2 separate regions of the Mus musculus genome follow, and region 1 is linked to region 2. Evidence: chromatin loops called from intact Hi-C (ENCODE). Cell type or tissue: left cerebral cortex. All regions are shown on one strand. Each heading gives the region's core, and the rest is flanking DNA. Links, peaks and the distances in the headings are about the cores only.

Region 1 (8,440 bases), core at 222-8,221, 100 kb after region 2:
CTGAGTTCAATTCCCAACAACCACATGGTAGCTCACAACCATCTATACAATGATCTGATGCCCTCTTCTGGCATGCAAGTGTACATACAGATAAATTACTCATATACATGAGATAAATCCTTCAACAAAAAGATTAACATAGGAAAGAGATGACGAAGAGACCAAGTGGCAGAATTTTAAATCCATGCTAATTGTATGGTAGCAACCTTGTTTATGTGGTCCATTTATGACTGAAACACTCATGTAGCATGAGTGCAGAACCAAACACTGTTTCTTACAATCACTAGGAAACATTAAAAAGAATATATGACAGTACTTGAAGGTATAACAATTATATATACAGGAAAGAAATTTATCAATAGCTGTAGCATTTATTGGCTGATAGAGCCAATAAATAAGTAAGTAAATAAATAAATGCCAATCATTTTTGACCTTTACATGATATGTAAGTTGCCCAAATATTGGCTTTGAATTTTTGTATACAACACACAATATATCATATTTGAAAAATCAGATAATCCTTCCAAAATAAAATGATTAATGTTTTCATCTTGTTTTTTTGTTGTTGTTTTTTGTTTTTTAAGCAATGTCTTATGTATCCCAAGCTGGCCTCAAACTTTCTATATAGCCAAGGATAACCTTGAATTTCTGATTCTCCTGCCTATGCCTTCCCAGCGCTGGGATTTTGTCATATGTCCCCAGGCTAGGTTCTAGGCGGTGTTGGAGACCCAACCCAGGGCCTTACAGACACTAGCAAAGTATCATACCAAAGAAGCCATACATATTCAAACAGACAATCAGCATTTGCTATAGTCTATCGCTGCCCTAGACTTCACTGACAGCCTACAGATTCATAGGGACAGAGAAACAGAAACCTTTAGCTTTCCTCATTTGTTAGGTTGAAGAATGTACACAAACTCTTACCCTAAGTCCTCGATGCTCAGTGGAGGTCCCGAGCCTGATGGATTCCTGAGCACGAGTTCCTGTAACTTTGTGTTCTTCTCATCTTCAGAAAGACTTTTATTGCCTAGAATCTGGCGCCTCTTAATAGCAAGGTCTTTAATTTCTTTTAAAAATCTGGCTCTGTGAGGATTTACTAGTTCAAAATCTTCCCAAGTTAAAATCCCATTAAACCAGGCTGGGGGTTTGGGCTTAGGGGGATCGAGGATAAATTCTGATTTTGAATCCTCTTCAAAGCTTCCCACTGAGAGGGAGTCATGGCCTTCTTCTGTAGAAGCTTCCGACTGACTTTCAGTACAGTGCAAGTCTCTGTCGCCGCGGGACTCATAGATTAGTTTGCTCATATTGCTTTTAATGTCGCCCATGCACATAAGTTTAAAGAAAGGCTTAGAGATAGGCAAGTCCACCAGTCTATTGTCCTGAATACATTTGGCCAAGAAAATCCCAAGGAAATGGAAGAGTTTTGTGATCCTTTCAAGCTCATCACTGTCCTGTGGGAATGGCGCTGTGAACAGTCCACATGACCGCTGTACATAGTATCCTGGAGGCTTCAATCCACCTCCAAGATCAACCTTCACAAAGGAAAACGACACATTAATACATAGCCAAGTAAATAAGATAGTAACCAAACCTCCCAACTGCCATACAAAAGAATCACAAACATCAAACATCTTTTCAAATTTTGTCATCTGAAGATGCATGCATGTTAATTAATTTGGAAACCAACTTTAATCCTTTAGAAATATATATATATATATATATATATATACACACTTTTTTTTTGTTTGTTTGTTTTTTTTTGTTTTTCGAAACAGGGTTTCTCTGTATAGCCCTGGCTGCCATGGAACTCACTCTGTAGTCTAGGCTGGCCTTGAACTCAGAAATTCCCCTGCCTCTGCCTCCCAAGTGCTGGGATTAAAGGCGTGCGCCACCGCGTCAAGCTCCTTTAGAAATATTTTAATGGCACTAAGGTTATTTAGTTATAAAAGTAGAGGCCAACCTGGGCAAATATTAATACCCTGTCCCCAAAAAACAATAACTAGGGCTGCCAACTGTCTAGCTGGGTAAGAGCTACTACCATTAAAGTCACCTGAGTTCAGCATCTGTGACCCACACAGTAGAACCAGAGAACACTCTTCCCACACATTGCTTTTCACATGCAGCATGGCATGAGTGGTACATACATGCACTTGTCCACACAGATGTAACAAAAAGTTTAAAAGTGAGTAAAAAAATGTTTAAAGAAATAAAAAGCTGGCTGGCAAGATGACTCGGTTGGTAAAGCACTCACCATTAAGCCTACTGGCCTGAGTTTAATCCCTGGAACCTACATACACTAGGAGAGAACCAACTGCTGAAAGCTGTCCTCTGGCCTCCCTCCCCCCATTTAACTTAAAAAGGGATCTCCGAGGTTCAGTATTGGAAGGAGGGGTGGACTGGAGAGCTGGCTCAGCAGTCAAAAGCACGAGCACACGCTCCTCTTGCTGAGAACCTGGGCTCAGTTCTCAGCACCCACATAGTGGTCACAACCATCCATATCTCCCGCTCCAAGTAATCCAATGCCCACATCTCCCCCAGCATTAGGCATGCATATAGTACATACACACACACACACACACACACACACACACACACACACACACACACCACCACCACCACACACACACACACACACACACACACACACACATACATCTGAGTACTGTACATACAGAAAATACACTCATACATATAAAATAAAGTAGATATATTTTAAAAAACAAACAAACAAGCCAGCAAGTATAGGCAAAAAACCTGGCTCATGATCTAAAAGCATAGCCTACTTTAACATTTTGTAGAAGCAGTAATAACTCAAAACACAAGATAAGAAACCAATCTCACATGACGAGATTCATCATCTGGAAAATTATCATCACAAAGCCAAGTCCCCAAGTCAGTCCTCTGAAACTCAGCCGCCACAAGAGCATAAAACTCTAAAGTGGGTCCCAAGCCAGTTCCTTCTTCTCCTAGAAATTCAACCTAAAACGACAAAAGAATGATAAAGACAGGGTCACTAAGTGTAACATTTTGAGATTTCTTGTTGGTGCTTTCATTTCAAGACAGAGTTTCTCTCTGTAGTCCTGGATGCCCTGGAACTCTCTTTAGACCAGGCTGGCCTTGAGCTCAGAGGTCTGCCTGCCTCTATCTCTAAGGTCTGTGCTGCCACACGCTTGGAGCGTCTTGGGGCTTGGGATTAAAGGCATTCGCCACCACGGCCCCGCAGGATTCTGAGTTTTCTAAAGTTTGTCATCTGACATTCTTGGGCCATCAGACACCACACTGAGTACTGTGCAAACATTAATTACTTCTCATAACAACTGTGGAGATTTTATCTCACAACTCACCAGAATAATTAAATCTGACCTTTCTTTCCATCAGAGAAAATCAAATCTCAGATAAAGTGGCTCCGCTATTTGCTTGAGGAAAGGGTGATAGACAGGTCTTTTTTCTACCTGGGTTTTTGTGACCCAAAGCCTACATTCTTCAAGTTATCGTGACTTTAAGCAATCACCTTGAAGGTTTCTGAAAACACTGATAAAAAAATGATAAGAAAAAATTCACAAAAACTTAATATAGCAAATCTCAAAACAAAAAAGTTTAAAAAATATTTAGTTAGGAAGAAATGTGATGGAAGAATAGTCTAGAAGCAAAGAAATCTAGTATATAAAGAAGAAGAAGTAAGACATCTAGAGACATCACAGCTGATGCAAAAGCTAGAGAAGCTCCACTTTATCCTAGGCATCCATCTTGGTAGTCAGCCGCCTTTGTCTCTGACTCCGGTCCCTGGAAGGTAAGGAAGTTCCCAGTAACCCTGACTCACTGACTCCCACCCAAAAGTGTACAAGAGTGACCACCTGCTTGTTACGAGGACAGAAGCTGCTTCTTTTGGTTCTGTAGCATGTTATGCAGACATCCAAAGATTGCTTTGCATTGCCTTATCACTTGGCAGAACAGAACAGCATTTGCGGGCTTGCATAGACATTCAAGGTCTTCATGTGGCCTTCTTCTTTAGAACTCCTTACCTGTGCCTGCTAGTGCTGACAGCTCAACCCAGCACCACAAGGAATAAAGTAATACTGCAAACAATCTGCTCCAAAAACACAGCTTATCTAACAGCACAGCGTAACAGAAGGCTAGAATTTAGCTGGACAGAAAGAATTCAGCCCAACTTAGGTAAGTCACAACCCAGGCTCTGCTATCAAGAGAAGAGGAGGGCAAGCATTCTGAGCCACTCTGCCAAGGAGAAAACTTCTGCAAAGGTCACAGAAACCCTCTCCTTGTTTTCCTGCCGTGGCTTTACACAGATCACCTGGTTCCCATGCATTCTTTTCCATAAAAGCAAACCCAGAACCCCTGCTTTATAGGCGGCTCCTCACCTCGAGAACTGACTTCCGATCTGCGTGTATCTGCATGACATTCTCGGCCCACTCCATCAGAGACTCTCCACGGGGAACTTTCACTCTTTCGTGCTTGAGGCGACCCACTCTAAATTCCCCAGGATCATCTCGCCGTACACTGCTCGTGGTCCGAGTTCGCTCCACAGTGGCTTCCCGCCTGTTCTGTAGCCACACTATTGCTCTGAAACACAATACCAGAGTCCTTATAGCAGCTGAGTGGACTGCTAAGCTAGCAGTAGAAGGTACATGTTGGGAGGGTTGGTTTTCAATTTTTTTTAAATGTTGTTTGGAGACAGGCTTTTCTATATCTGTCACCTAGTTCCCAGGATCATGGATACACAATGCTGTGCTGCTCAGTTAGAATCTTAAGAATGTGTTCAGTCGGTAATTTTCTGTTTGTTTTTTTGAGACGTGTCTGATGATATCCCAGAATGGCCTGGAACTATGTAGCTCATGCTGGCCTCTTAACAGTCCTCTTGCCTTAGACTCCTGAGTGCTGGGATTATAGCTGTAAGCCAATAGGTCTAAGTAGTCAATTTTTTTAAGCAACAATTTATTAAGTTCATTTTATTATAATCTTCTTAAACGAATGCAGAAAGAACTGGTGATATAGTTCCTTTCATATCAATTAAATAAAATTATAGGTCTATGGTTCAAGCACTATATAATACATAAAGACAGTGTTAGAGAAGCCAAAAAGTGGTTATGCTATCTTTATTACTCTGAACAACCAACCACCATTAAGGTAGTTATTTTTAGGATTTTTGTGTGTGTGTGTGTGTGTGTGTGTGTGTGTGTGTGTGTGTGTGTGTGAATATGCATGTGGAGATTAGAGGGCAATTCTCAGAAGTTAGTTCTCTGGTTCTACCACATGGGTTCCAGGGATTGTACTCAAGTTCTCAGGTTTGGTGGCAAGCATCTTACCTACTAAGATACCACTTTCTTTTCATTTCCTTTTATTAACTGCGTGTGTGACAGTCAGAGAAGATGTATGTAAGCGTGAGTGCAGGAGAGAACACATGCACACACATGCAGTGGGTAGCAGACAACTAAGGGCTTAAGAATCAGTCTCCTTACCTACTTCCTACAAATCATAAGCAATGCCATTTATCACAACAGGCCCAGAGACTAATATTTATAAATGTTTTTTGAATGTTATTAAACGGCAGAAAACTGTAACTCAGTAAGACTAGAGATACAATCACAAAGTAGGTATAAAATTATGATTTTATACCTACTTTGCCAGAATAGGTGAGATATAAAATCATTCCACAATATATCTAACATCTACCATACACACTGTTTCAAGAACTTCAACTACAATAGCTAACAAAAGGGTATAGAAGCCCTGCCCTTGTGGAACTGTGGTCTAGAGGAGGAAGACAGAACAAAATTAATAAACACGCCATACAGGGACGCAGGGAGAAAGCAGTCATCAGACCCAGACAGTATCTGCAAAAAGAGGGGCCACTGCGCAATGACTGAGCACCTGTCCAGCTGGCATTCCTAGGCCTGGGCTAGACTCTGCGCTAAATAAAAAAAAAAAAGGCTATTTGCCAACATTCAGTCTTATGTGGCTGTGAATTCTGACAATAATCTAGGTAAGTTACAAAGAAACTGGAGTGTTAAGAAATAAAAACTGATGCTACAACCCCACGCTGTATAGACTGATGCAATCCATGCTGTACCAACAGAGCATATATATGTATTCAACTGAACATGGAAAACTTTTAGGTATTGACAATGCGTCACCAAAACTAAAGACAATGCAGTCCCTCCATCAATCTTAGCAGTATACTTGCATATTTTGAGCCTCTATAATGAAAACCATCTTTATTCTATCAGCATAAGTTCCATATCTTACCTGGACGCACCAAATGCAGTACAGGTGAAATAAAGCTGCCTCGTCTCGAATGGGATCAGGAAAGGACACTTGCTGGTTAACTGTTCACACCAGTCTGGCAGAGCCCCACTGGCCAGTGCCAACGGTTCCTGCAAATTAACACGAAACACATTAGCGCTAAGAGGCATTAGATGCAATTTATAGTGAACACAAAGACTATGTGAGCTCTACTGCTAAAGAATGAAAGAAGAGCTAATCAGAGGCACAAGGGGACAAGGCACACCAAGGACGGTACACCAAAGGTCTGCATGCAACTACATTACCTCAATCTGCTGCAAAATTTTTGTGGTGATTTTTTTACTTGTAAATTCATCAGGTGGAAAAGTAAACTGAGGCTGCTCATCGCCATCTGTAAAATTAATTAACATAATTAATAAAATTAAAAATGACTTCTTTCCTATCAGAGATAGAAATAAAAGACGGTTTCTTACAGACCTTCTTGGGATATCCTTGAATAAGGATCACTTGCAACTATATACAGAATCCGCAGAAGCTGAAGGACGTCCTCTACTCCACAGGGGCTCTGCCCGTTGCCTGCTTTAGCCTGAGGCTGCTCTTTTGTCAAATTAAGAATATCACTACTTTGAAGACTAGAAATAGCCCCCTGGTTTAATCCAGACTTTGTTCCATGCTCACAAAAATCCTGAACAAACAAATAACAAAATTAGCAATTAATCTCTTTTCAAGAAAAACGCTTATTATTCTTAATATTAATATGACTGTTGAATTTTTTTCTTTGTTTGAAATAAACATTATCACCTAAGACAAAACTTTATTCAAAGCCATTCACACTGCCAAAGATAATGAAACCAAGACAAGCTTTGGTTTGCTCAGATCCAAGGCCACAGGCAGCATTTGTAATTTTAACAGACACATAAACCATGCTCATTCAAACTCTAAAGAAAAGTAGCCATACTGCCATTCCTTTATGCTCTCTCTCTCTCTCTCTCTCTCTCTCTCTCTCTCTCTCTCTCTCTCTCTCTTTCTTTCTTTCTTTCTTGTGCTAGGAATCTAACCCAAGGCCTCATGCATGCTGGGTAAGCACTCTTATCACTGAACTGTGCCCTAGACCCTCAGTTTTCAAACTAAAACAAAGCTCAAAGCCATTCCACTCAAACCAATGTTTTAATGCAATATATACCTTATATGCAGCTATAAGCTGAGAACAATTTCTGTTTTTCCTAATACTTTTATTAGTGCCAGTTAATTTCCAGTGGCGCAGGAAAGCGGCATCTGCATTCTTCTGCAGGTAGGTTATCAAGTCATTCTTTGGTAATTCGTCAGTGCCAAGGTACTGTTCCACATGCTCTATAGACCAGCAACCCTACAACAGGAAAAACCAAACATTGGCCTTCCCAGTGATACGGTCTATGACGCTTCGCATGCATTGCAAGACGAGCTTTGAGATCATGCACTTAATCTAACTTCAGTAACTCAGGGTTAGCTCCCTTCCTCTTCAACTGTTTCTCTCCGTGTTGGTTGGAGTAAGATGGCCCCCAAAGGTTCATATATCTGAATCCTTAGTCACTGGGGAGTAGAACTCTGTGGTCGGATTAGAAGGATTAGGAGGTATGGCCTTGTTGGAAGAAGTGTGTCACTAGGGGTGAGCTATGAGCCTATGCCAGGACCTATTTTCATTCCCATTTTCTCTCCTCTCTGTCTCTCTCTGCCCTCCCTCCCTCCCTCTACCCACCCACTCCAGTCTCTCAGCTCAAAAAGTTTCCTCAAGGAAAATAACATTAGTAAGTGGAGTCGAGACTGCCCTTGTGATGTTTTCACTAAGAATGTGGTTGCCTTTTGCTCTTCTCCTGAAAATCTGCCTGAGGCAAAATTAGTTTTAGATTAATGCCTTGCCAGAGGAGATTTCAAGACAATCTAGCATTGACTCTGTCCTATAAATATTAGTAATCACTCTTATGCATATCTAGAATGAAAAGAAATAAGCTAGCCAAAGAGAAATACAAAATGTCCCATTTGAGAATAGGAGCACCAGAAAGTGTCATAGGACTAAATCCAGTGCTTAAGGAAATAAAACATTTAAAGAAAAGCCTGATGCTAAGTGGAATAAAGGAAGTGGTGACCACAGGGCAAAACCCTACCCTGCTAAGTTCCCAACCCGTGAAAAGGAACCAAAAGCTTA
Region 2 (8,440 bases), core at 302-8,301:
GTAAATGAATTTCACAAACATTGCATAGATCATTTTTGCTTTTATATAGAAGCTGCTTAGATCACTATGCATATAACACACTTTAAAGTTACAGTCTTGTTTGATACTAAGAGACTTTCTTGGTTATTTACACTTAAAAAGAAAATGACGATCAAGAGCTGTTACTCAAAAATCAAGTCCTCTTTATAACTCCACAGCCAAATTCTCTGAACAAAATACTAATTACTTGCATATGACATCATTAAAAAAAATAATTCTATTTCATATCAATTTCTCAACTGTTTTTCCTTTGTTCTAAAAATTAAAATTATAGCAACTTTAGTTAAAGGAAAAAGAAATGGTTGTATGCCAAGATTTAGCCGAACAGATGTTGTACAAACCTTTAACTAATAAGTAAATTATACATATACACATATATATGTATATATATTCATATATTTAATGAATATCTCTGTAATACTGTAGGTGATTTCTAATTTTATATATGACATTTATTTATGGTCCCTAATATATATATACTTTAAAATGTTTGTATAATTTAAACTTTTACATAACAAATCTTCTGAAAAAAAAAATCGTACTTTTGAAGTTATAAGAATAATACAAAGGCTGGATATAAACTTTTTTTTTCCCTTTTACTATTTCTCTTATAAATAAGTAATCTCTGAAAATATAGCATTTTAGGAAGGTACAAATATGTCCAAACCCAGACAGTAAATGTTTATAGTTTCAATTACTATGCCCCTTCTATTTCTACTTAAATTAAAAATGATGCTTTGAGCTATAAATGAGAAGAGTAGTAATTAAAATCTTTTAAGTAATTGCTTTTTATACTAAGTCAAAAAATATAGTATTTATAGGTTTGTCTCTCCTATTAGCAATGTTCCATTTCAATACATAAATGAGGCTCTCTAAAAAAGATTTACTTCATTTTTATTTATATGTGTTTTCATACATCCATGCATGCCGATCCCTGCAGAGGACAGAAGAGAGTGCAAGATCCTGAAGATGGGACTTACAGGTAGCTGTAAGCCCCACATATGTGCTAGGAGCCAAATGCTGGTCCTCTCCTCTGAGAGAGAAATGCTATCCCCCTAGTTCCAACATTAAAAAACAAACAAACAACAAACAAATAAAAAACTCTGAAATGTGGTTTGTTTTCTGGTTTGCTGAGACAGGATTTCTCACAGTATACCCCTTGCTGTCCTGAAAATCCCAGGGAGATTTGAACTCAAGAGACCTGAGTGCTGGGACTAAAGGTATAAACCACCAACACTCAGTCCAAGTGTGTTTTTCTTCACACACATATATATATTATAAAGTATATTAAACAAACCTCAGAAAAGCTCTATAAATACACTTGAGTTCTACCACAACCAGAACTATTACCTTGAAACATTTTACCTACTGATAGACCTTTTCTTTCTTTTGATTATGGATGCCTACTACTAGCTTTATATATCACTTTCAAAGTTTAGGCCCTAACATTCACATAGAGAACACTATATGCAATAAGTGTAATATTCTCACTAAATCTTGCTCGTTGTTAGGCTATGATCAGAATTAATAATTTTATTCCTTCCCAGAATTTAGAACAGGTAACACCACCATATGGACATACAAGGAATTCTCTTAAAGTCTTGATTACCTAAAATTAAACGATGGGTATGAATAAAAATGAATGATTCTCGCTTTAAAAAGATCTGTTAGAGGGAAAAAATAAATTTGTAAATCAACAGACTACTTCAATTCAAGATCAACTTCAGAAGTCAAAAGCCACATACTAAAAATCTCAGTCATAAAAACAGTAAACTAGAACCAAATAGCTCAGTATCAATACCACTTCTTGCTCTTAATTTACCTGCTACCATACACACAGAGCCCACACAGGGTTTAGTAATAAGGACCTGAGAAGGCTAGGTTTCCCTCCACCCCAGACTTCTGTGTCCCCTTACCCCATTCTGTACCATCCCCTGAACTCCGTGCTTCACCAGCCCCTTCACCATCTTCTGCAGTCACTAAAAAGTCGAATTCTTTCAGTGCTTCCTCAGTATCTGGATCATCAGTTAAGTCAGCAGCTAAACCTTCATTACCTATCTGTAAAGAGAAGATGAGCCAATAATTAATAATTTTATTCTACACTTTAAAGAGGTCCTTTAGTATTTCCACCTAACAATACTTACAGATCTACTTTGAAATTATTCAGATCCACAATTGTCCTTTTTCCTATGATTGATAAGTCTCAAACTATGCTCTAGACATAGATAAACAGTTCAACATTGTTGTATGAAGATCAACTGTAACATCTGACACAAGTGATGAGGTGCTGGAAAAGGCCAAAGTTTTACTCAAGAGTGTCCTTTATAGTAGACTCACAGATGATCCCTACTGGAGAATCATTAAGTTATCCTGAATTGGCTGAAGACACTGAGAAATGTATACTAGCTCTATGATTCATAGCAACACAGAATAACCACCAATAAACTTATACTAGTTGTACAACAAATAATAAAAGCAACCTACGTCCCAGAACAAACTAGTAAGAAAAGGAAAAAAACCCAGGTTTCTGAAATGGCTCAGCAGGAAAAGCAGCTGCGTGATGAGCTGAGTTTTATCCTAATAAACCAAATAAAGGTGGAAGGAAAAAACTGACTGCACAAAGTTGTCCTTTACTTCCACATATGTGCTATAGCACATACACACTCCTCCATACACATTATATAGCACAAAAGCAAGCCTCTATCCAACAGAGTGTATCATACTTGTGAAAAGCTGGAGAACGGCTGAAACTGCTTTTGTAGACTGGAAGCTTTTGACAAACACTTGCTTTTTTTCTATATTTCTACAAAATCTCCGGGTACTACAACTGAATTTACTCACTTTTTTTCCTTTTTTTGATAGACAGGGTATGAAGAAGTCAAACGACTTCAAACTCATTATATAGGTGAACGACATCCTTGAACTCTCTATCCCCTACCCTTACATTCCATGAGCTGCACCACCAAATCCAGTTTATGTGGTGCTGAGGCTGAAGGCAGGAATTGGTGCATACTAGTCAAGTACTCTGACATACAACCTCGGCCCTTGCCATTAAAAAAAACAAACAAAAAACAAAAAAAAAACTGCACAAACACTTGAAATATTGATCATTACTACTTTGATGCTTAAAAATGGGGCATAGAGTTTACAAATGGTCCAGCAGAGTCAACTCCCCATCTACTGCTACAATACATCAAGTTTGCTTCTTAGAGTATGAGGGAAAATAATTTTTTATTTATTAATCCTTACCAAATAGCCAGAATGCTGGCACATACTGACAACCCATACATCAGACTCTCATCCAAGGTGGGAGCATCTACACCATGGTTTCTGTTCATTTTTCTCCCATGTGATACTGTAAGATAAACTTCAGTGTGACCCCAAGTTGGGATAGGATTAAGGAATGTGTACTGGCTGGTTTTGTGTGTCAACTTGACACAAGCTGGAGTTACCATAGAGAAAGCAGCCTCAGCTGAGCCTCCATGAGATCCAGCTGTAAGGCATTTTCTCAATTAGTGATCAAGGGGGAGGGCCTAGCCCACTGTGGGTGGTGCCTTCCCTGGGCTGGCAGTCTTGGGTTCTATAAGAGAGCAGGCTGAGCAAACCAGGGGAAGCAAGCCAGTAAAGAACATCCCTCCATGGCCTCTGCATCAGCTCCTGCTTGAGTTCCAGTCCTGACATCCTTTGGTGATGAACAGAAACATGGAAGTGTTAAGCTGAATAAATTCTTTCCTCCCCAACTTGCTTCTTGGCTATGATGTTTTGTGCAGGAATAGAAACCCTGACTAAAACAAAGTGCTACTTTAAAAAAAAAAAGAAAAAAGAAAAAAAAGCTTCAAGCCACTGGACAGTACTTTAAAAATAGACCTTCTCTCAGATCATTTAGTGAATAACATATGAAATCATAATTCCTGCCATATGTACATGAACGGAGTAGGAGCTGGCAGTTATTATAAACCTTTTAAGTACAACTAAAATAATTACTGTTCAAATCACTGTGTGGAGGAATATCGTTAACTCTCCTACTTTGTGCTTATGGATCCGAAGTTTGTCTTTTCCTTCTGGGATGCCCTCAATCATGTCATTTTCTTCTTCATCACTGTCATCAGCATTTTCTAAGAAATTGAATGTCTCGAGAACATCACCAGGGGGCCTGTAGAAAAGAGAAAAGATGATTCCAACTATTTCAAAGATTGACTCTGGTATTTCTTCCTGCTTTCTATTCCTATACCCTTCTTGTTATCTAGTGATACTACAAATTGAACCCAGGATGTCACACATGCTAGACAAGTGTTAAATCAATAATCCACATTCTGACCCTTCTAATTCCTAGTTTAAAACTACTTGAAGGTGGCATCTGCAATTCAAACACAACCTAATTTTTTGTTGTTGTGAGACAAGATCTTACATAATTCAGATTAGTCTCAACTCATTATGTTGATGAAAATAACCTTTAACTCCTGATCCTCCTTTCCCAGTAGGCTCCTGGTTCAAGATACCTTAATTATAATATAGTGCCTAAAACTTTTATTCTAGAGTATCTTTAAAGATTATTTGTGCTCTATAATTAAAATAAGGATTGTTCTGTGTTTAATAAGTTTCAACCAAAGCTTTTTGTCTACATTTTAGGTAAATGCTATAAGAAAATAAAATCTGGGGACGGAAAATGGCTCAGCAGGTAAGACTATAGGTAAGAGATCTTTCAGTAGACCTGAGTTTGGGTCCCAACACCCACATCAGGTGGCTTACAATGGTATGAACTTTGGCTCTAATGGATACAATGCCTTCTTTGAGCCTTTGCACGCACTTACAACTTATATGTACATAACCTCCCATCTCACACACACACACACCCCAGCATAATTAAAAATAAGTCTTTAAAAAGAAAAATAATCTACTAAGATTAAATGATCAAACATGCTATTATTTCTGAAAAATATTTAAAAAACAAGTTAGCAATTTTTTTAATATTTACAACCACTTATACTTTAGCCTAAATATTGGAAGGCTAAATAGTAAAACACAAAAGCTAAATTTATTAGAACTGCCCATATTTAAAATTATAAAGCATATATTACACAAGATATACCACTCTGGGGAGCAGAGGAAGTTCTGAGTAGATGTACGTTGTTGACATGAGCGATCCAGGCTTGGTGTGGTCATATGCATGATTTTGATCAACCCAGTGGTTGGGTGGCAGAAGCAGGAAGATCTTTGAGTTATAGGCCAGCCAGAGCCACCTAAAGAACCTTGTCTCAAAAATACAAAAAGAAAAAAAAAAAGACCCGAGTGACTAAACCTCAGCCCCATGGGGGTTGCAAACCCTTTACAGGATGAGGCTCAATGTGGTAGCAAAACCTTCCTCTGATCCAATTGTGAATGCTAACAGTTTGTGTAGAAATGCCCATAGTAGCTTTCTAACCCCCAAACCCAGAAATGAAGGTCCTGAAGACTGCTCGCTCCCCTGTGAGGACTGCTCCCCTGTGGGGACTGCTCCTTACCAAGACTAGCTAACCTCCTTATTCAGCTGTACACCATAACCCCCACTTCCTTGTTCAGTTTTATATAATAAACACACTAAGCTTTCTGGGTGATGTACTTCTCCATCAGAGTGTCCAGGAAGCCATCCCAGTTTTCCTGTGTATATGTGTCCAATGTCTGTAATTTCTTCATTCCCTTCCATTATCTAGTTAGGGTTCCTAAACCCGAGAGGTACCAATCCATCTTATAAATCTCCCCCCCCCCGACATTTTTTATTAGATATTTTCTTCATTTACATTTCAAATGCTATCCCAAAAGTTCCCTATACTCTCCCCCGCCCCGCTCCCCTACCCACTCACTCCCACTTCTTGGCCCTGGTGTTCCCCTATACTGAGGCATATAAAGTTTGCTAGACCAAGGGGCCTCTCTTCCCAATGATGGCTGACTAGGCCATCTTCTGATACATATGCAGCTAGAGACACAAGCTCTGGGGGATACTGGGTAGTTCATATTGTTGTTCCACCTATAGGGTTGCAGACCACTTCAGCTCCTTGAATACTTTCTCTAGCTCCTCCATTGGGGACCCTGTGTTCCATCCTATAGATGACTGTGAGCATCAATTTTTTTTATACAGCAAATAAGTATCTTTAATCTATTAAAATGTTTTCAAGTATTTCAAAACTACTCCAGTAACAGCTAATAACAATAATCTATTTTACTACTATATATAAAAAAGTGGCTTTGATAGATTCATTTAATATCTAACAATAAATGCAACTATAGAAAATATAGGGCTGGTGAGATGGCTCAGTGGGTTAGAGCACCCGACTGCTCTTCCGAAGGTCCAGAGTTCAAGTCCCAGCAACCACATGGTGGCTCACAACCATCCGTAACAAGATCTGACCCTCTCTTCTGGAGTGTCTGAGGACGGCTACAATGTACTTACATATAATAAATAAATAAATAAATCTTAAAAAAAAAAAAAAAAACCTGGCTCATCTTAAAAAAAAAAAAAAGGAAAGAAAATGAGACTACCAATGAAAAGCCACTGTTGTATCACTGATTTTGACTTCCATAAGTTAAATGATGTTAATCAACAAATACAAATCATACCTTTTGATTTCTTGTCCTTTTTGCTTAGGAGATTCACCACCATTCAAGATCTGTTCTAAATTCTTTGCTTCTACAGATCCATTTGGCTCTGAATTAGACAGTCCAAGTAATGACCTTACCCGTTGAGATCGTACATCTAATATTGTATCTGTGTATCCTACTTCCTGAAGATACCTATCAAGAGAAAATTAAATGCTAAAATTCAACATATTGTTAACATCTGCCACCTTCAAATCATATTAAAAATTAAAGAAAAAAAGCCACAATCACACAAATTAACTTTTTCTTTGTCTCAATAGCTTCGTTATAGCCTAATTCCAGGTCTAAGAGAATGATGTCAACTTTAAGTTCCAGGACATCCTATACCCTCCCCTCTGACTTATGTAGGCAATCAGCATATATGTGGTGCACATGTATACATCCAGACAAAACTCATATACATAAAACAATCTTTTTTAAAAAATGAATTAAGGCAGGTGTGGTGGTGCACACCTTTGATCCCAGTACTCAGGATGCAGAGGCAGCCTAATCTATAGGCGTTCCAGGATAGCCAGAGAATCCTGTCTTGAAGAGAGGAGAGGGAGGGGGAGGGGGAGGGGGAGGGGAAGGGGAGGGGAGAGAAGAGAAGAGAAGAGAAGAGAAGAGAAGAGAAGAGAAGAGAAGAGAAGAGAAGAGAAGAGAAGGGAAGAGGGAGGAGGGGAAGGGGAGGGGAGAGAAGAGAAGAGAAGAGAAAGGAAGAGGGAGGAGGGGAAGGGGAGGGGAGAGTATGACTAACTACCATTGAGTAAGAGCCAATTATCTCAATACCTAAAAAAGCCTCAGTGTTGAAACGTTTTTGAGATACATAAACACAGGTTACATGCCTTTATATAGACACATATAAGTATCTATTTAAAGAATAGATATGTAAATTTATACACATACATGTAAGCACAAATACACAATTTTCACATGTTCAAGGTATGTGAAAGAATAAGTTCTCAGCCAGGGATTGATAGATGGACTAATCCCCCCTCAAGGATCTCAGATTCCAGACCATTCCTCCAAAGTTCACTCATCTAAACCAAATACTTAATAGGCTATGACTTTAATTTCACCAGGGTTATCAGTAGGATACAAGTAGCAAAATTTCCAACTATAAGAAAAAGAACCTGGGCTGGAGAGATGACTCAGGGGTTAAGAGCACTGACTGCTCTGCCAGAGGTCCTGAGTTCAATTCCCAGCAACCACATGGTGGCTCACAACCATCTGTAATTGGATGGGATGCCCTCTTCTGGGGTGTCTGAAGACAGCAACATTGTACTCATATAAATTAAATAAATCTTAAAAAAGAAAAAAAGAAAAGAAAAAAGAAAAAGAACTACTAGATTAAAAAAAAAAAAAACAATAAACAGAAATTGCCATAGAGTCATCATCTCTAGTACATCAACAAAGTAGTATCAAAAGTTTCCTCAAAAAAAAAAAATTTTTTTTAAAGATTTATTTATTTATTATATGTAAGTACACTGTAGCTGTCTTCAGACACTCCAGAAGAGGGAGTCAGATCTTGTTACAGATGGTTGTGAGCCACCATGTGGTTGCTGGGATTTGAACTCTGGACCTTCGGAAGAGCAGTCGGGTGCTCTTACCCACTGAGCCATCTCACCAGCCCCCTCCTCAAAAATTTTAACTAAGGTCTGGAGCTCAGTGGTTAGAAGGACTTGCTGCTCTCACAATGGACCTGAGTTGAGTTCCTACCACCCATGAGGTAGAATCCAGTGCCCTCTTCTGGTTTCTACTACATGTGCACACAGTACATGCATGCTCA

Evidence for each region. A loop is a pair of places that touch in the nucleus more often than their neighbours do. Peaks named below come from ENCODE experiments on the same cell type or tissue, not always from the same donor. Only the 100,000 strongest peaks of a DNase experiment are listed, where the experiment ranks them.
Region 1: it touches region 2 in a loop (2.8-fold over the local background); 1 of 42 quality-filtered maps calls a loop at or near these places.

Annotation. Positions count from the first base shown.
Region 1 is chr12:51,747,480-51,755,919 of GRCm38, forward strand. It overlaps Hectd1 (HECT domain E3 ubiquitin protein ligase 1), which reads right to left. Exons shown (of 43, transcript NM_144788.2): 32 at 7,442-7,624; 33 at 6,736-6,943; 34 at 6,564-6,649; 35 at 6,262-6,389; 36 at 4,377-4,578; 37 at 2,842-2,979; 38 at 925-1,532. Among named protein-coding and RNA genes, the nearest start is that of Strn3, 60 kb to the left of the region's middle. In left cerebral cortex, for the core only: no CTCF peak of the experiment used is centred there; no DNase peak of the experiment used is centred there.
Region 2 is chr12:51,646,039-51,654,478 of GRCm38, forward strand. Strn3 (striatin, calmodulin binding protein 3) reads right to left here. Exons shown (of 18, transcript NM_052973.2): 5 at 6,634-6,807; 6 at 4,066-4,192; 7 at 1,956-2,097. Among named protein-coding and RNA genes, the nearest start is that of Ap4s1, 41 kb to the right of the region's middle. In left cerebral cortex, for the core only: no CTCF peak of the experiment used is centred there; DNase peaks (open chromatin) are centred at 3,696 and 3,996.